Linked DNA regions of Mus musculus: region 2 is linked to region 1. Evidence: chromatin loops called from intact Hi-C (ENCODE). Cell type or tissue: left cerebral cortex. All regions are shown on one strand. Links, peaks and the distances in the headings refer to the core of each region. The heading gives the core; the rest is flanking DNA.

What was found. Hi-C counts contacts between places; a loop is a spot of excess contacts. Peaks named below come from ENCODE experiments on the same cell type or tissue, not always from the same donor. Only the 100,000 strongest peaks of a DNase experiment are listed, where the experiment ranks them.
Region 2: a loop joins it to region 1, with 8 times the contacts of the local background. A loop is called at or near these places in 19 of 42 quality-filtered maps.

What each region holds. Positions count from the first base shown.
Region 1 is chr6:88,006,897-88,016,871 of GRCm38, forward strand. Rab7 (RAB7, member RAS oncogene family) reads right to left here. Exons shown (of 6, transcript NM_009005.3): 2 at 6,742-6,802; 3 at 5,411-5,537. The coding sequence starts at 6,794. Gm34872 (a long non-coding RNA gene) reads left to right here. Exons shown (of 2, transcript XR_003956332.1): 2 at 1,426-3,163. Among named protein-coding and RNA genes, the nearest start is that of Gm34872, 6.9 kb to the left of the region's middle. In left cerebral cortex, for the core only: a CTCF peak has its summit at 4,404; a DNase peak (open chromatin) is centred at 4,418.
Region 2 is chr6:88,070,008-88,079,982 of GRCm38, forward strand. No RefSeq gene overlaps it. Among named protein-coding and RNA genes, the nearest start is that of Rpn1, 9.5 kb to the right of the region's middle. In left cerebral cortex, for the core only: a CTCF peak has its summit at 5,214; a DNase peak (open chromatin) is centred at 5,228; H3K4me3 peaks cover 1,170 bases; H3K27ac peaks cover 1,158 bases.

The DNA of each region.
Region 1 (9,975 bases), core at 1,250-9,249:
TCAGCCTCCAGACATTCTCGACTCCATTTCTCTTAGGCCACAGGTTGTGATTGCCATTATCATATTGTTATGGATGCGGGATCGGGGAGTGGAAACATAAGCTATGCTGGGAGACATGGCCACATTGCAGGAGAGCACAGTGCCTGCCTGCCTACCTCCACCTCCACATGACTCCAATTCCCTGAAACCTGGCTTCTGGCTATTAAGGTTTGTCTGTGACCTGCCATTTTTTGTTCTCTATTTTCTGACCACCAGCTTCCTGTGAGCACACACCCTTGTTCAGGGACTACTGAATGGAGAGTGATGCCATTTGGGGTAGGTTAAGTATTCTCAGACTAGCTTCACCTGTAGGACTTGTTCTCACTCCTCTACTTTCCATGTGCACGTTTTTACTTTGTGCATTTTTTACCTCGGGTCCTGAACCTTCTGGCTGCTCCACTTGAAGGTCTTGGTCCAGTCAAGTACAACCTGTGTCCCTTAGAGTTCCCAGCAAGGCCCCTGTCGCCCGTGTCCTGTCCTATCCTGTGGGCCTTCTGTGTATCTACGCTACTCCACGGCTTCACTATGATGGCTTACAAAGCCTGGAGTGTCCATGCACACCTACCCAGCTGTGCCCAGCACTGCACACTGACTTGTAGCTTTTCCTCAACAGTATCAGAAACGTGAATGGTAAAACAGCCATCACTACTCCACTGGACCTGACAATGTGCAACGCCAATCCTGGTCTCCTTAGTGTAGGAGCCAAATTCTTTTATATACAGCTCAATGGAAATCACTCGCTGGGCATGTGTAAAGACATGGGAAAAACGAGTGGGTGTGGCCTCACCCAGCTTTCTTTTCTGTTTCTTTTTTGCACATCCTCTCTGCTATGTCCAATCTACTAATAAGTGAAATTTCCCAAGTTCTAGAAACTTAATTCTTTTCTCCCCAAATCTATATTGCCTATTTGTTCTCTGCAGATGTAAGGGTTTTTTTTGTTTTGGTTTTTTTGTTTGTTTGTTTTAAATTAAAACCAATGTACAGAGCTGGAGTCAGAGGTCTGTGGTAGAACACCTAGTCTTGTAGGAGGCTCTAGGCTAAGGCCCTAACACTGCCCATCCCCTAAAGAGGGGAGGAGTTCTAATATGTTAACTGGGTCTGACAATTCCTGCTGGTATTCCTAGCACTTGGGAAGACACAGGTAAAACAATTGCAAGAGTTTGAGAGTAGCCTGGGCTATATAGAGTAAACCCTCACCTGTAAAAATAAATCAATTGTCATGGATGAGCCTAAACTAGCAGTGAAAGCGACCTGGCTCCTTTGTAAGTACAAAAAGCACTCTCAAAGACCAAGAAGGTCACCACTGGGTTCTTCTGTGTGATGTATTCCTTTTCTTATCTTTTACTACAACCTGCAAAAACTCTTGACTCTGCGGGCTCACTCCAGACTCTGCACCATCATTCAGAAGTGGCTACCTCATCCTGCTCTCTCCTGGACTCTTCTGTGCTTGGGTCTCCAGTGTGGCTCATTTGACGCTATCTGTGGGATACACTGCAGCAGTGAGTGTGGCTCTCAATCCTGGGCTGGGCGCAGATGGTGCAGGTCTGTGCAACTCCTGTGTTTTATCAGCACCTGTTTTCCTACTGCTGGAAAGAACACCAGCCTCACTGCCCTTCCTTCAAGTCACACATTCTTTCTGGGGGCTCTTGGGCCTAGCATTTGGCTTCCTACAGTCTTGAGTTCCTTTTTGTTTAATTTGTTTTGTTGTTTTTCCAAAACACTGTCTTACTATGTAGCTCTGAATATATTTTCCTGTGTAGACCAGCCTGGCCTCATAGAGGTCCACAGAACTGGTAAAGGTCTACCTGCCTCTGCCTCCCAAATGCTGGGGTTATTGGCATGCGCCACTACACCTAGCCAGGCCTTCCGAACCCCTGCCCAAACCCTGCAGCTTACCCACACTTCTAGAGTTTAACGGTGCCTTTCACTTATTTTGGTGTTTTTGCATTCCCCAGTTTTTTTAAGTTCTAAATTTTCCATATCCTCATTTTTTATAGCACTTTTTCCATTTTGGTTTCTATTCCTGTTTTAAGAAACGGTAGTCACTATGAAGATGACCTGGGACATGATTTCCTCAAATGGCCAGGAACATATATCCTCTCACTCCAATTGTAAGTGTCCTACAGAGAAATCTTACTTTTGTCATTAAGGGCATGTGTTTCTGTTAAATTCTTTAAGATAGAGGTCCCTATTCTTTGAAGAGTATAAACTTACATTCTACACACATCAAGTTGAATCTAGGTGCACAAACCTTTAATTTTAGCTCCTGGGGAGGCTGAAACAAGAGATTTGCAAGTTCAAGTTCGTATCAAAATGACACCTTGTCTCAAGACACTCATTTGAAAAGGTCTGGGGACAAAGCCCAACAGCAGAGCACTTAAGAGACTGTAGGTTCAATTCCAAGTTCTCCGTTCCCTAAACACACCACAGGAACCACCACACATGTGGACAGGGAGACAATGGGGCAATCTCAAACCTCTGAGTCCCAGAAGTCTTGCCACATATTTGGCCTGTCTCCCTGTCCTGCTTTTACATTCTTTGTGGGGACTGGACATGTGGTGTACAGTGTGTGTCTGCTGGGGATGGAGTGGCGAGAAGAGGGTGTCTCTCAGTTCTGACTCCACACGTGAGTAGAAGCTTACATCTCTACTCCTTCCAAAGTTAAAACTTAAAAATCATCCCATCCCAACCCTCTGAGCCTATCACAATTTCACTTCCCTCTTTGTTCCAGAAATGTCCTTTCCCCAAATTTGGTGTCTTAACTTTCACTCAGGTATTTTGAGTATCTTCCAATGTATGTGCATATGTGCTAGGCAAGGCCGACTCACATTACCCCCATCCTAAACTGTGAGCCAATTCAGAGTTCTTACCTTACAGCGCTTGCCTGTTTGTCTCCTGTCTCCCTGTTATAGTGCTCGCCACATAGATGCATCCCTTGTGTATCTGGTTTTACTTGGGTTCTGGGAATTTCAGCATGGATCCTCACATTTTGCATAGCAAGCAAGGGCTTTCTTCATCCATGGAGCCACCTCTCCTGCCCCACTTTTGTTTTTGTTGCTTTAGTTATGTGTATGCTTTGTGTATGTAGTAGAAAAACCAGAATATAAATTTCGAAGACCCTGTCTCAAATGGTGCACACCTTTCATCCTAGCAGTTAGGAGTTGATTTCTTCTGAGTTCAATGACAGCCAGGGCTACAAAGTGAGATCCTGCCTAAGAAAACGGATGGATGGATGGACGAACACCTGAAGTTGTTTTCTAACTGGCACACTCATTCCTTGGTACACATGTACCTGTATACACACACACACACACACACACACACACACACACACACACACACACACACACACACACATACACACACTACCACACCACACAAACATGTACGGTGACTGACCTTAGTTTTGTTTTTGTTTTTGTTTTTTTTGGTTTTTCAAGACAGGGTTTCTCTGTATAGTCTTGGCTGTCCTGGAACTCACTCTGTAGACCAGGCTGGCCTCGAACTCAGAAATCCACCTGTCTCTGCCTCCCAAGTGCTGGGATTAAAGGCGTGCGCCACCACTGCCCGGCCTGACCTCAGTTTTAACGTAAAACGCAACAACAACAACAAAAAAGATGTTCTCCTGTTTCTTTAGTTTGGTGTCACTGTACCAACTACCTCAGCGAGATCATGGACCAGAAGACAAGACAAATATATTGGGATTCTTTTTCAAGAGGTGTTCGTTCGTGCACAAGCCAGTGTACACACTACATAAAATGCCTCAACAACCATGTATACTAATACACATGGGGCATAAGGTGCGCAGACATATGGAAACACTAAATCAGCCTTACAGAACTCAACTTTATAAAAATGTTTTTATTTATGTGTTTGCCTGCACTTGTGCACCAAATTGCCTAGAGAGCAGAAGAGGGTATCAGGTCCCTTAGAACTGAAGTTATACACAGCAGTGCTGAGAACTGAAGCTGGGTCCTCTGTAAAGAGCAGCTAGTGCTTTAAATCACTTTTAATCACCGAGACATCAATTTAGGATAGTCAACAATTAAATAGTTAACTACTACCTTAATATTTGCTATCAGAAGTTAGGAAAACCCAGAAAGATTTCCAAGCTGAAGCACTGAACAAAGGCACTTAGATAAGCTACAGAACTTTAATCCCAGCACCCCAGTGCAATTTATGAGTTCAAGGTCAGTCATGAATACAGACACCAATGCCTCCAAAAGAAAGAAAGATAAATAAATAAAGATATTTTAGAACACAGAAGAAACCGGTAGGTTGCTAAGTTTAGAAAGGAAAAAGAAGGGGCTGGAGAGATGGCTCAACAGTGAAGAGCACTGACTGCTCTTCCAGAGGTCCTGAGTTCAATTCTCCCAGCAACCACATGGTGGCTCACAACCATCCTTAATGAGATCTGATGCCTTCTTCTGGAGTGTCTAAAGACAGCTTTAGTGTATTTACATATAAATAAATCCTTATAGAAAGAAAGAAAGAAAGAAAGAAAGAAAGAAAGAAAGAAAGAAGGAAGGAAGGAAGGAAGGAAGGAAGGGAAGGGAAGGGAAGGGAAGGGAAGGGAAGGGAAGGGAAGGGAAGGGAAGGGAAGGGAAGGGAAGGGAAGGGAAGGGAAGGGAAGGGAAGGAAGGAAAAAAGGAAGGAAAAAAGGAAGGAAAAAAGGAAGGAAAAAGAAGCTAGGCATGGTAGCACAAACCTTTGATCCCAGCACTTGGGAGGCAGAGGCAGGTGGATTTTTCTGAGTTTGAGGCCAGCCTGGTCTACAGAGTGAGTTCCAGGACAGCCAGGCTATACAAGGAAACCCTATCTTGAAAAAACAAACATAAATAAATAGAAAGGGAAAAGAAATGAAAAAAAAAAAGACAATAACTGTAGCTAAAATTAAATTTTACAAAAATTCCTAGTTGTCTTGTAATATAAATTTCAAATTTAGGATTGGGGTGTGGCTCCGTGCTCATGCATGGCGGGAGCATGTGCACTCAGCCTGCATGGGGCTCGGGCTCTGTCTCCACCATGCTCCCGACCGTGCTTTTACTGCTATTTTATCCAACAACACTATTTGCAGCCAATTATCCATTCTCCACAAATATAATGGTAAGTTTGAAAAGCACGGAGGTATGACAGACAGTCTGGATGCAATCAACTGGGCCTACACGAGGGCTCAGCACAGAAGGTGCTACCCAGAGGTGAAGTGCTCCGCACAGAAGCTTCATGACCTGTGTTTAATCCCTACAACTCACAGAAAGGAAGAAAGCAAGCCAACTCCACCCCCACCCACCCACCCACCATTTAAAGAAGACTTCATTTAAAGAAGACTCAGTAAGCTGGCAGTCTGGCTCCAGGCTGAGCAGTGGCTCACCTGCATGGTAACAAGTCTGTCGTCCACCATCACCTCCTTGGTCAGAAAGTCCGCTCCTATTGTGGCTTTGTACTGGTTACTGAACTTCTTGTTCACATACTGGTTCATGAGAGAGGTCTTTCCAACACTGAAATTGAACAAAACCCACATGTCTGAGTCAAATAAGGGACTGAAAGGGATTTGTGTTTACAATGTTCAAAGCAACATGCCTGAGCTAGGAAGAGCGTTTAGTTGGTAGAGTGCTTGCCTGACATACACCAGGCCTGGGTTTAACTCCCGGTACTGCAACAGTTTAAAAACAAAACAAAGCATTTTACTAAAAGAAACACACACAAACTCACTCACTCCTAAATGGAACTTTGTGATAAGATCACTCCAAACGGCTTTGTAATCTCAGGTGTTTATGCATCACTCAGTGTGGTCAAGTAACACCAGGAGGAAGCCACTCAGCAGTATGTAGCCAGAAAGGAATGTTCCAAGACAGGTGTAGCCCCACATGCCTGGAATTCAGTGCTTAGAGATAGAGGCAGCAGCACTGAGAGCCTGAGGCTAGACTGGGCTGCACAGTGAGTTCAAGGGCATTGAGCCACAGTTTTTGTTTCAAAACTAAAGCCCAAGCAAAACAACAAAACAGGGCCTGTTTGATGGCTAAAGCGAAAGGCACCTATTGCCAAGCCTGAAAACTTAATTCAATCCCAGGGCCCCCAGAGCAGGAGGAAAAACAATTCTTGCACGGACCTTCACACCCACACGCATATGCACATACATAATAAAACATTAAGAATGTCCCTCCCAAGGAATTTTTTCACCAAGAAAACTCACCAACCAAGTGTTCAGTAAGATAAGGGTAGGGTCAGGGTAATGCAACCTAAAGAAAGCGCCAATGCTTTCCTTGTTCAAGGCTTTCCACAAAGAGTGCACATACATACAGCCTAAGACAGTAGTGCTTGCCTTGCCAGGGGTATAGCGCAATGGCTGACCAGTGGTCTAAGGTGCTGGTTCTACCCAGTTCTGCAACACAATTAGAATTTACAGAAGTAGAGTGAGGTCTGTAATCCTCAAAGGCCTTGAGACTCCTTTCAGACAGTATGCCATTTCTCACAGTCCTGGGCAGGAGACACTATTCCTATACTCTACCCCACTGGAAGGCACTTTCAAAAACAAGAAAATACTTGTTTGAGGGTTCCTTAAGCATTTCAATAGGCCAAACACAGGAAACCCCAACAGTAAAGGATAGAGGCCAGGCCCAGAGCCGAATGTGGAACTGCCTTGAGATCAGTGAGGATGAAGCTCCAAGCCAATCTGAGGTCAGATTCGTGAGAAACACTTACCCAGAGTCCCCCAGGATGATGACCTTCAGCAACACTTTCTTCCTAGAGGTCATCCTTGAAGCTGTCGGGAGGAGAAAGTGCAGGTGAGCTGAAGAAACATTAAGGCAGTTTTGCATTGTCTACAGTGCAGCCACTCTGGTCTGCCAGGAGCTGAGCCCCAGCCCTCACTCAGACTGGCCCCCGGCCTGTGAACCCTTTAGCTAACCTAACAAGACAGCAGGGCAGGGGCTGAACGGATGCCGGTGCCCTCTCTCTCCTCAAGTGCTGGGTCCATTACTGGCATCAGCAGTTGGGATTAACACTCCAAACAGACTCACAAATCTCACAAGTGAAGATTAAGCACTACTTTCTCAGCAAAGGAACCTATTTCCTTCCTTCCTTCCTTCCTTCCTTCCTTCCTTCCTTCCTTCCTTCCTTCCTTCCTTCCTTCCTTCCTTCCTTTTCCTCTCTCCCTTCCTCCTTTCTTTCATTTTTTAGAATCAGGGTTTCTGTGTGGCTCTGGCTGACCACGAGATGGTCTTTAACTCTGAGACCTGTCTGCTTTTGCCTCCTGGGCATTGGGATTAAGAGTGTGTGCCACCACAGCCAGTTAGGAACCAATTTAAGGAGCGCCCTGTGCTGGCTAGTTTTATGTCAACTTGACACAAGCTAAAGTCACCAGAGAGAAGGGAGCCTTAACTGAGAAAATATTTCTGTAATATTTTCTGTCAACAAGTCTGTAGGCCATTTTTTTAATTAGTGATTGATGGGAGAGGGCACAGCCTTTTGTGTGTAGTGCCACCCCTGCCTGGGATTTTGGTCCTGGATTCTATAAGAAAGAAGGCTGAGCAAGCTATGAGGAACAGTCCAGTAAATAACAATCTTCCATAGCTTCTTCATCTCAGCAACTGTAACCTAAGACACCCCTCCCTCTCCCCCAACTACTGTTTGCTGCTTTAAAACACTTACATAGGCCGGGCGTGGTGGTGCACGCCTTTGATCCCAGCACTCCGGAGGCAGAGGCAGGCGGATTTCTGAGTTCGAGGCCAGCGTGGTCTACAGAGTGAGTTCCAGGACAGCCAGGGCTATACAGAGAAACCCCGTCTCGAAAAACCAAAAAAAAAAAAAAAAACCCACTTACATAAATCTAAATATATATATATTCTCCACTTTCTAAAATTCTCCATGAGGACAGTTTTGTTTTCTATTTGCCTGGTGCCAAGTAAAGAATTATCAAACATGAGACTGGAGGATGAACAATGCTTCACAGTGCAACTCTGTTTAGGGACAACCTTTTGCCAAAAAACTAGGCAGCCTTGGCTTCCATGACTGTACAGTATGTAACATGCTGACCCTTGGTTCACTCTTCCAGGTCTTGTCAATCCTTGATCTTTAACAAAGAAAGAGCTTACCAGAAAATGATTGGGTTTCAAAAATACCGCTTGTTAGCTGAGTATTGGGTGTAAACTGACAAGTACTGGTTGCTGTTATTTTAATATATGTCCCAAACACAGGTCAGACAGAGAACAGAATAGAGTCCAGATGACAAGGGAAGAAGTTCAGGGCCAACTGCCTTTTCAATGGGTGATAGCACACCCAAGAGCACACAGGAGATGCTGTACCAACTGACTCACAAGGAAGTGGAACCCTATGTCCCTCAAAGTGACTGTTTCCATTGTCTCTGGCTATAGGGACAGCGTGGCAAAGGGAGTGGTAGCTCAAGAACTAATGAGCCATTTGCTTAGGACAAAAAGCAGGTAATCCCTTGAAATGATTTATTTTAGATCACAGTTTCAAAGGCAACAGGGCAACTGCAAGGACTGTGGGCCCATAATAAGATCACGGTAGGGAGAGTGTGGAGTGAAACTGGTGCCATCACAATACCCAGAAAACACACAGCAAGAAAGCCTGTGCACTAGACTTCCTCCTGTCCCTTTTATTCCATCAGCCTCCACCTCCCACCAAAAGGTATGAGATGGTGCCACCCACATTCAAAGACTGTCTCCCTACTTAACTGTCTCTGGGGTCAGTGAGATGGCTCAGCAGATAAGGGCTCTTGCCTCCAAACCTGATGACCTGAGCTCAATCCCCGGTCCTAAAGCCTGGAAGGAGAGAACCAGTTTGTGAAAGTTGTCCTCTGACCTCCACATATATGCTGGGACATGCACACACATATACACACAATAAAATCAATACAATAAAAAAATCACTTCTGGAAATGCCATCACAGACACACTCAGAGACAAGCCTTATACATTTCCTAAGTATCTCTCAGTCAAATGAAGTCAGCAACCAAGATCAACTATCAGACAAAGTCTGCCTATTCTCACTGCCCAATGCTGCCCCACCCCCACCCCACCCCCATAGTGCATGACAGCCTATTAAGCTCAGTGACACTGATAAGAAAAACACCCACAGGCTGTGTAAGGAAGCTGAACCCTCGGAGACAGCTTCCTTCAGCCACCTGTCCTATCTAGAGTTTTCTCATACTCTAAACCATACATTACATACATACATACATACATACATACATACATACATACATATGGAGTCTTACTCCCAACCCCACCGTCCCAGAGTCTGTGTTGACTCAGCAAGGTTTCAGTCTCACTGAAGATCTAGCATCACCTTTTTGTTTTGTTTTTCGAGACAGGGTTTCTCCATGTAGCCCTGGCTGTCCTCAAACTTAAGAGATCTGTCAGCCTCTGCCTCCTAAGTACTTTAATCCCAAGATTAAAGGTGTGCACCACCATTGCCTGGCTGGTATCACTTTTTGAGATGAATAACACTATACCGGTGGATACCTGTTGTAAAAACTTCTTTTTACAAAGTCTCACTATGTAGACTAGGCAGGTCTAGAACTCACAGAGACCCACCACTGCCTCTGTCTCTGCCTCCTGACTGCTAGGATTAAATATGTGCACCATATATATATGGCTTGGCCATAGCTTGATTTCTTAGTAGCCTTTTTGAGTATCAGAAAGGAAGCACCTAACATGCTGACTGGGCCGCAGTGAAGTGAGACACCTTAAGAGTCACTTTCTTCAGCTTCCAACTCTGGAAACTACACAGGGTTGCTGCCCCAAAGCCATTGATTCCCACAACAGCGGACGGTGTTTTGAGCATAGGATTTGGTTATTTTGAGTCTCCCGGGTTGTTAATTTATGGTAAATGTGGAAAGGAGGATGTTGAGAATGGGGCTAAGCATTGCTCTGGGGTCAGAGGGCATGTCTAGCCCATGCAAGGCCCTAGGTC
Region 2 (9,975 bases), core at 1,405-9,404, 63 kb after region 1:
TTCCAAGATCCTCAAGTGGTATGTGGAATTACCCAACTTGAGAGTGTTCCAGGAAGTACTCTTTTCTGAGTTGCTGCAGCCAGAAATCCTAGCATTTGGGTAGGTGGAGGTAAGAGGGTTAGGAGTTAAAGACCAGCTTCCCCTACATTACAGACAGCCTGCTTTAAAAGGATGCCCAACTTGTCAAAGGCTCCACACATGGGCAATGTGGACAGAGGGTTGAGTCCTTTAGGGCGTAGGACTGATTCCTCTTTCACAGTAAATGTGACATACAGGATCAACACCAATTCTCAGATCTGTCTCTCTTTCTGTCTCTCTCTCTGTCTCTCTCTGTCTCTCTCTCTGTGTATCTCTGTCTCTTTGCCTGTCTCTCTCTCTCTGACTCTCTATCTATCTCTCTCTCTCTGACACGAATTACACTGCAGCCCAGGTTGACCTCAAGCTCACAATTCTCCTGCCTCAGTCTACAAGTGCTGAAAAAAAAATAAGCATGAGCTCTCAGTCTGATTGCTATTTATTTGTTTATTTATTTATTTATTTATTGGGTTGTTTATTGGTTTTGGGAGACAGGGAACTCATTCTGTACACCAGGCTGGCCTAGAGACCCGCTTGCCTCTGTCCCCTGAACGCTAGGACTAAATGCCACGCCCAGTGCTACTTTTTTTTTTTTTTTTTTTTTTTTTTTTTTTTTTGGGTTTTCGAGACAGGGTTTCTTGAGTAGCCCTGGCTGTCCTGGAACTCACTCTGTAGACCAGGCTGGCCTCGAACTCAGAAATTCACCTGTGTCTGCTTCCTGAGTGCTGGGATTAAAGCCATGTGCCACCATGCCCGGCTAGCTACTTTATTTTTTTAAACACTGAAAATAATTTTACAAATGATTTTAAGTCTGCACTGGGCTCTGACTCAAACTTAATGCTACCAGCTTTCTGTAATATTAATCCCAAAGCACATATCAACTGAAAAAGCCACTGCAATGTGTTCAGCAGAAAGTCACGGATGTGATGACAGAAGATAAATTTCATGCCCCTGCTCACTCTCCACCTCCCCAAATAACCACACGGAACTTCCAAGAGGGCTCAGGGTGCCGCTTGGATTTGTATTCCTGACAGCACGTATTACCTACTAATGTTGAAAGTTTTATCCTCAAACTGTATCTTATTAATCTTTCCAGATCTGTGTCTAGAGCCCCAGAAGAAAAGCTGGACTCGGGGATCCTAACGGATTGGATTTTACTACTCACTCTGAAAGAGCAGGAAAGGAAAGGGCGTGGAACAGGAAAAGGAACCTTACCTTCAGTGGGCCTGTTTTTAGGGGCTACTGAGGAACAAAGGTCAGAGTCTTTCAGAGTCCATAAAGTTGCTGTTCCTGGGGGAGGGGGCAGAATGTGTTCCTACAGCCAGCCTGGTGCTGAGGGAAGTTTGCTTTTGCTGTGAAGGGAACTGCTGGCTCAGGGGGCAATGTCCACTCGCCTCACAGGTTGTTTATAAGATCTGTGACTCTGAAATTTAAGGTAAGCAGCAACTCACAAAAGAACAAGTCCCAGACAGAGGCAAAAGGACCCAGTGTTAAGAACTGGAATGTCGCCGGGTAGTGGTGGTGCACACCTTTAATCCCAGCACTTGGGAGGCAGAGGCAGGCAGATTTCTGAGTTCGAGGCCAGCCTGGTCTACAGAGTGAGTTCCAGGATAGCCAGCTCTGTACAGAGGAACCCTGTCTTGAAACAAACAAACAAACAAACAAACAAACAAACAAACAAACAAACTGTAATGTCCTTCAGTTTCAGGTGAAAATTTATGGTAATTTCCCCCATGCACCATCTGCCAGTTGTCATATCATACCCCCATACACTAGCTCATAACTTGTGTCCCCTAAATTGTAGTTTATTGACATGGCTCAGTGGATAAAGGCACTGGCCATTGTGTCTGAAGATTTGAGTTAGATCTCCATGTGGGAGAACCAACTCCCACAAGCAGTCCACTCGCCTTCATTCATGGGTGTGTGCATTTAGGAGTGTGTGTGTGTGTGTGTGTGTGTGTGTGTGTGTGACAGACAAATAGATGCTTAGGAATCATAATCTATGAACCTCAAAAAATTTGATCCTTTTGTTGGTCAGTTACCAGCTGGTTATTCCTGGTGAGCTAGTCAATGCTCCACAAACTCATATATCTTCACCTGAGTGGATGGTTTTTGTCTAAAAGCAGTGGCCTCTCTCTATACATTTTTCTGTGCTTAGATCTCATACACTTTGGAGTTGGTTCTGTCAACAGCAGAGAAAAGTGGGGAGTTACACCTCAACTGTATTAAAAACAAGACTTAAATTCTCTACAGAGATTCATGTGAGCAAGGATTTTTGTTTGTTTGTTTTGCTTTTCTCTTTGTTTTTGGAGTCAGGGTCTCACTGTATAATCTAGGTTGGCCTGGAACTTGCCATGTTGACCAGACAGGCCTTACAGAGATAATCTGCTTCTGGCTCCAGAGTACTGGGCTGAGAGTTGTGAGCCCCAAATGCCTGGCCAGGATTTTTTTTTTTTTTTTTTTTTAGTTTTTGTAAATTGTCTCATGTGCTCCAGGTTGATCTCAAACTTGCTACTTGCCTCCAGTCTCAAGTGCTGGGATTACAAGTTTATTCCACTCTGTCTGGCTTATGTGTTACTGGGGATAAAACTCAGGGTTTTGTAGATGTTAGGCAAGCACACCACCATCTGAACTACATCTCCAGACCCAAAGATAAAATTTTGTCTTTGAGTTAGAGTCTCTTGTAGCCCAGGTTGGCTTGAATTTGCTATTCTGCTGATAATGACCTTGAACTCCTGACCCTCCTGAGTGCTGGGCTCACAAGTGTACACTCTCACTCCTGGTTTATGGAGTGGAGGAAGTCCACTGGAGGTCTGACAGGACTTTGTCCATTACAGGAATCCACATTGCTAGCCTCCCCCAAAGCTGGGATTCTTGACCTGCTGCAGAGAGAAGTCCAGGAGGATTTGCGACACGTTTATAACGAGAATGTTTTCGATTGGGCATAGTGGCAGTAGGCGGAGGCAGGTGATCTATGTGAGCTTGAGGCCAACCTGGTGTACATGGCGAGTTCCAGGCCAACTGAAGATACATAGTGAGATCATGTCCTTAAAAAAAAAAAAGGTTTTTTTAAGCATACATTTAAACTTAGATATTTAAAGAGAAAGATGCTTAGGAGTACAGTACACATTAAATATCCAAGTGTAGGTATGGGTTTCTCAACTCACGGCTACATGTAAGTGTTTTAATATTGTCGTATGTATGATTGGGGCAACTTTTGAAGGTACGCTATCCAAAGTGTTCTGAAGAACTTTGTTCCCTCGTCTTTTTTTTTTTTTTTTTTTTTAAAGTGTGAGCACAGTTTGTTTTCTGAGGTAGGTTGGACAGGATCATAGGCTGACAGGACAAAAGCACAGGTTGACATGCCACATCCATCTTTACTATAGTGGTTACAGTGACGTGAAACCTCGTTTTGACTGGTATATAAGGCTAGTAATCTTTTAAGATCTTCGGAAAGTTACAAGTCACAGCTTAGGGTCCTTAAAAGTGAAACTCAAAGGTGTATCCAGGTGTGGTGACCATACCTATAATCCTAGCGCTGGGGTGGCTAAGGCATGAGACAAGCCACCAGCTAGCCAGAGCCAGCCTGGGCTAGTGTGAGACCCTGCCTCAAAAAGTAAAACCAAATAAAGTTAGGTGTGGCAGGGCACCTGATTCCCAGCTCTCGGAGGAAGAGGTAGGAGATCAGAAAGTCAAGAGCATCATTAGCTATATAAAATTGGGACCAACCTATGCTACATGTAACCTCTCAAAAAGTTAAAACAAAATGTCAAAGAATCATGCTTTAAGGCCAAACAGTCTAAGACCTTGCGTTCTTCCTTTTGGATGGAGGCAAGACCACCCTCCAAAGCTCAGGCTAGTTTCAAACTCACTGAGCGCCACAAACTCAGCTATTGTTACATTCTTTGACATATTCCTATTTAATAAAAATAGTCGGGGCTGGTGAGATGGTTCAGCAGGTAAGAGCACCTGACTGCTCTTCCAAAGGTCCTGAGTTCAAATCCCAGCAACCACATGGTGGCTCACAACCATCCCTAACGAGATCTGACTCCCTCTTCTGGTGTGTCAGAAGACAGCTACAGTGTACTTACATATAATAAATAAATAAATCTTTAAAAAAAAATAAAAAAAAATAGTCTGTGAAGGCAATGTTCGCAGAGAATTCTTAATTCACAGTATTCTCTTCTAGGGCCCCTTTCTCTCCCATGGCGCCCTAATTTTCCCTGGCTTTCTAAACTGCCTCAGCTCCACAAATCACTGTTCTGCACTGTTAGGGATTAGAGATTCCCGCGGAAAAGGTTTCACTCTGCCGGGTTAAGAATTGTTGCTGAGGGGCTGGAGAGATGGCTCAGTGGTTAAGAGCACTGACTGCTCTTCCAGAGGTCCTGAGTTCAAATCCCAGCAACCACATGGTGGCTCACAACCGTAATGGGATCTGATGCCCTCCTCTGGAGTGTCTGAAGACAGCTACAGTGTACTTACATATAATAAATAAGTAAATAAATAAATAAATAAATAAGAAATCCATGTGCAAAATAGTGCTAAAAAAAAAAAAAGAAAGAAAATTGTTGCTGAGCCGAGCGTGGTGGCGCACGCCTTTAATCCCAGCACTCGGGAGGAAGAGGCAGGCGGATTTCTGAGTTCGAGGCCAGCCTGGTCTTACAGAATGAGTTCCAGGACAGCCAGGGCTACACAGAGAAACCCTGTCTTGAAAAACCAAAAAGAATTGTTGCTGAAAACTGGAAAAGGGAGACTGTCTGCAGTCAAGTTTTGTGTCTTGGAAAACCCTCAAGAACACTGGCAAGGAAACACTGTCATTACACCATATGGAGTGGCACCTTCGCCTTCGTGCTCCTGGCACCCAACCACAATGGCTAGGAGACCAGGCTTCATTCCTTTAGCCATGGGCACCCGCTGCTTCGCCGGCTTCTCCTCTGGGTTGCCTCCCGCAACTACAGGAACTCCGCAGTGGTGATCCTGTAGGTGAAATCTCAGCGATTGCTTCTAAGCAAGGATGCCTGTCCACACACGAACAACAGGAAGGAAGCGGCGAGAGCGAGTGCTACAAGCCTTCATTTCCGGAGGCGCAGGCTAGCTTAAGAGAAGTCGCAGGACGTCACCGCGGCTTCCACACCCCCTAGCGGCAGCGCTGCTTTATCCGATGCGAGGTCTTTGACTTGGGAATTCTGCTTCCGGGTCGGCCAGGACCATTGACATCAACAAGCAGGAGAGAGCCTGGAGTTCTAACCAGGCTGAGTTTACTCAGCGCACAGCCTGGAGGGGCGGAGCCTGGAGGGGCGAGGCCAGACGAGTTAGAGATGGAGGCCAGGAGCTGAGAACATGCTAAAGTTTTCCGGGGAAGAAACCGAATCACTTCCTCCTCACGGGCTTAGCTAACTCCTGGTCGAGACAGAATTGGAGGCCTTTGCATTCATCATTGTGAGAGTTAATGATCTTTTAGTTACAGTGCCAGATTTTTTTAAAAAAATAAAACGTATTTATTTTATGTTTAGGACTGTTTTATCTCCATGTATATGTGTGCACCATGCAGTGTGTTTAGGGGCCCGCAAAGGTCAGAAGTGTTTGTTATTGGTTTTTGTTTTTGAAATAGAATCTCTACAGATTGCTTATGGACTATGGAATTCACTGGAGCCCAGTGTGGCCTTCAATTCATAGTTATCCTTCTGTTTAAGCCTCTTATGTGCTGGGATTACAAAGAGGGAGGCACTATGTCAGTTATGATTCAAAATGTTTTTATTTCCGTCTAGGGGACCAAAATAAGATATAAGATCTCCTAGCTTAATGTAGTAGAGGAAGAAGGAGAAAAATGTAGAAATCCTGAAGGATCAGAAGCAAGAGTCTGAGTTGATGTTAGGTGTTTTGAGACTGGAAAAGAGTGGAGTCCTAGAGGAAACATTTTGGACAATGTATTTGAGTTGCCAAGAAAGGTGTACAAATATAAGAACACCATGTGCACCAAGAAATTAGGAAGTTACCAGGACACTGAAGATGCTTAGTGAAGAAATCTAACAGAAAAAAAAAAAAAAAAGGTTGATGAAAAAGTCCAAACTAATTATCTCCATAAGTATAAAAGAAGATCCTGTGGGGGTGCTTGTGAGTTTAAGGGAAGAAAACTTAGAATGTTTCTGATTATATTATCTTTTAAAATCCACACAATACTGGGTGTAGTGGTGCACCCCTTTAATCCTATCTCTCAGGGGACAGATGCAGGCAGACGTCTGTGAGTTTGAGGCCAGTCTGGCCTACATAGTGAGTTCCACAGATAGTAGATGTGTTTATAAAAAGATAGATGTGTTTATAAAAAGATAAAGAGAGGGGAGATATGTTCTATGGGGGTGTAGTCAGGTATGGGGGAAGGGGGCCCATGCCAAGGCATCCCTTCCCCTGGAGGGACCAGCCACATGATGGTATTGTATAGAAAAGAGTTTATTCAGCGCATGGGGAAGGGAGTTAAGAGGGTAGTAGAGGCAGAGAAAGGGAGAGAGAGAGACAGAGACAGAGACAGAGAGAGACAGAGAGAGAGAAGGGGGCAACAGGGAGCAAGAAGGGAAGAGCAAAAGAAATAGGAGGGGGCCAGAAGCCCCTTTTATATTGGGTCCCTACCTAGCTGTTGCCGGGTAACTATGGAGAGGAGCATACCTGGCTGTTGCCAGGTAACTGTGGAATGGAGCTTAGATATAATGCTAATGGCTAGAGCTACATAGTGCCACCTGTTGTGACAAAAACAAAACAAACAAACAAAAAGCACAAGTCTGCCAGGTCCAAAGGAAACTCTATTTCCCTAAATTCTGAAAGGCAGAAAAGAAAAAGAGTTACCTGTGGTTTCTATTAGCGTAGCAGAGCGCAGGCTGGTCACCAGCCTCCCTCGTCGTCACCATACAGTACCTGTCAGACATTTCAGAGGCCATGCTAGCACCCTTGCCCTTCTCACCTCCTCCCCACCCTAGAGTTTTCCTACACTCAGGTTTTCCTCCTTTCAAGCCACTCTCTCCTTATAACCCTGCTATTTCGGCTATGCTTTGTTCTTTGCCCCATTTTACCTATTTCTCTGTCTCCCATTTTTGTTTCTCCTTACATGCTCTCTGCTCTTACTATTCTCATGACCAGGTCAGTCTTCTGACCATCTTTAGTTTCCTACTTTCTCTCTCTGCCTCTCTGCTCTGGAATCTTCCAGATCCCTTTGCCTGCGCTCTCCCTCTTATTTAAAAACAAACAAACATTGTCAGTTTATATGGCCAGGTGTGGTGCATGGTTCTAGGTCAGTCAGGGCTAAACAGTGAGATGCTGTCTAGACCACACAAACAAAAAGATTCATGGAGTGCTGGAAGGATGAGTCAGGGGTAAAAACACTTGCCCCATAAACATGAGGACCTGAGTTTGAATTTCCAGAGCCCACATAAAAGCTGGACAAGACTTTGTATCACAGTGAGCCTACAGGGAAGTGGAGGTAAAGACGGTAGAACCCCTAGAAACCTGAGGCCCAGCTAGTCTGGCATATGTAGCAGAAACCAACAAAGACCCTGACTCAGACCAGGAGGACGGTGAGGACCAATGCCTGGTATTGTGCTCTGACACATACACACGTGCTCGCCTGCATTCATGCAAACAAATGTATACACAGAGAGAGAGAGAGACAGAGAGAGAGAGATAGAGAGACAGACAGAGACAGAGAGAGACCGACCGACAGTGAGAGAAAACTCAACCAAAAATAAACATTGAGATCATAATAAGGGTTGCCAGGAATCTTTGGGTGATAACAATTTAATTATTTATTTTATGTGCATTGGTGTGAGGGTCCCTGCTGTCAGATCCCCTGAAACTGGAGTTACAGACAGTTGTGAGCTGACATGTGGATGCTGGGAATTGAACCCCTGGCCCTCTGAAAGAGCAGCCAGTGCTCTTACCACTGAGTCATCTCTCCAGCCTAATAACAATTTAAAAGTTTGTGGAGAGGCAAAGGCATTATCTCTAAAGTTGTATAATAAAGTTCAAACCAACAGATATATAAATGTCCCCCCCCAAAAAAAAAGAAAAAAGAAAAAAATTTAAAAAGAAAAATAAGAATTATAAAAGAGCCAAGCAGTGTTGCCACATGCCTTTAATCTCAGCACTCAAGAGGCAGAGGTAGGTAGATCTCTTTGAGTTTGAGATCAGCCTGGTTTACAGAGTGAGTTCTAGGACAGCCAGTGTAGGACTACACAGAGAAACTTTGTCTCAACAAACAAACAAACAAACAAATACGAGGAAGAGGAAGAGAAGGAGGAAAAGGAAGAGGAGGAGGAGGAAAAGGAGAAGGAGAAGGAGAAAGAAGGAGGAGGAGGAGAAAGGAGGAGGAGGAGGAGAAAGGAGGAGGAGAAGGAGGAAAAGAAAAGAAAGGAAAAGAAAAGGAAAGAAAGAAAGAAAGAAAGAAAGAAAGAAAGAAAGAAAGAAAGAAAGAAAAGAAGAAGAAAAACAACCATATGGTTATTCACTTGACCTAGTACAACATATTGAAACAATACCTTTTTTGTTTGCAAGACAGGATGTTGTGCACTCAGGCTGGATTTCAGCACCTGTTCTTGCCTGTACTGCCTATATCTCCTTAAGTGCTTTTGATTACAGACATTTGCCACCACACTTGAATAAATTACACTTAAAACTATATAAATATATATACAGCATGTGTATAGATGTTTTGCCTGTACGTATGTCTATGTATTACCTGCATTCCTGATACAGAGGTCAGAAGAGGATGTCAGATCCACTGGAACTGGAATTACTAATGTTTGTGAGTCATCATGAGGGTGCTGGGACTTCTGCAAGTGCAGCCACTGCTTTTACCTGCTGAACCATCTGTCCAGGCTCCACTGTCTATATTTCTATCTGCCTAATTTCTCTGCAAGGTTAAAAGTTTTTTCTTTTTATCCTCCCTCTCCTCCTCTTCCTCCTCTTCTTCCTCCTCCTCTTTCATCACCACCTCCTCCTGCTTCTTCTTTTTGAGACAGGGTATCTGCATAGCCCTGTCTGTCTTCCAATTCACTCTGTAGACCAGCCCAGCATTGAACCCAGAAAGATCCACCTGCCTCTGCCCACAAAATGCTAAAAATTAAACATGTACACCACCACACCTAGCCCCCCATTTTATTTTTTATTTGTGAACAGTTTGAACAGCTAGCTGAATGGCCAATGGCTACTGGAGAGAGACTTCTTTAAACATGGAGAATCATTAAATTTCTCAACTTTGTTCTGTGCACATGTGAAAACTTATTTACCTTTAATGATCAGTTGTGCGCTGAGTGGAGGAAACCTTGAATGGATGTGTAAGGAGTGAAGGACGACCTGATGTACACTGGTAACAAAGACCAATGCTTCAGACGGTTGCAAACCGGCAAAGCCTTTCTCCGTTTTGTGTGCAAGTATTGACAGAGTGTACAGAAGTGTGGGTGGCTGCTTCCTGCTCCCAGATGTTCACAGCTCGTGTGGAGACCTTACACTGAGAGTGGCTGATCTGGTCTCTTGCTGTGTAAGAGCTGATGATGACAAACTCAATCATCACCAAGCCCTTGCTGAACAAGGCACGAGTAAATTCTTCAGTTTACAGCTGTATCTCATCCTTCTCTTCCAATGTGCACAGAACCAAAAGGTTGGCCAAAGGTCAGATCTTACAGTCCTTTGTATATTTCCTGTGCTTCTGCCCTGTTCTACATATGTGCAGGCTTTGGATCCCCGAATTCCTTCATCTCCCTTTTTTAGACGCTTTCATCAGCTTATTATTTGCCCCAACAATTGTTACCACCTCAGGACACTGTGGTACTTAAAAGTCCCTACCATAGTGTTCCCCGAATGTTTCTGGGGTAACGTCCCAAGGCAAGCCTTCTCAGTGGGACTTCTCCTGGAACA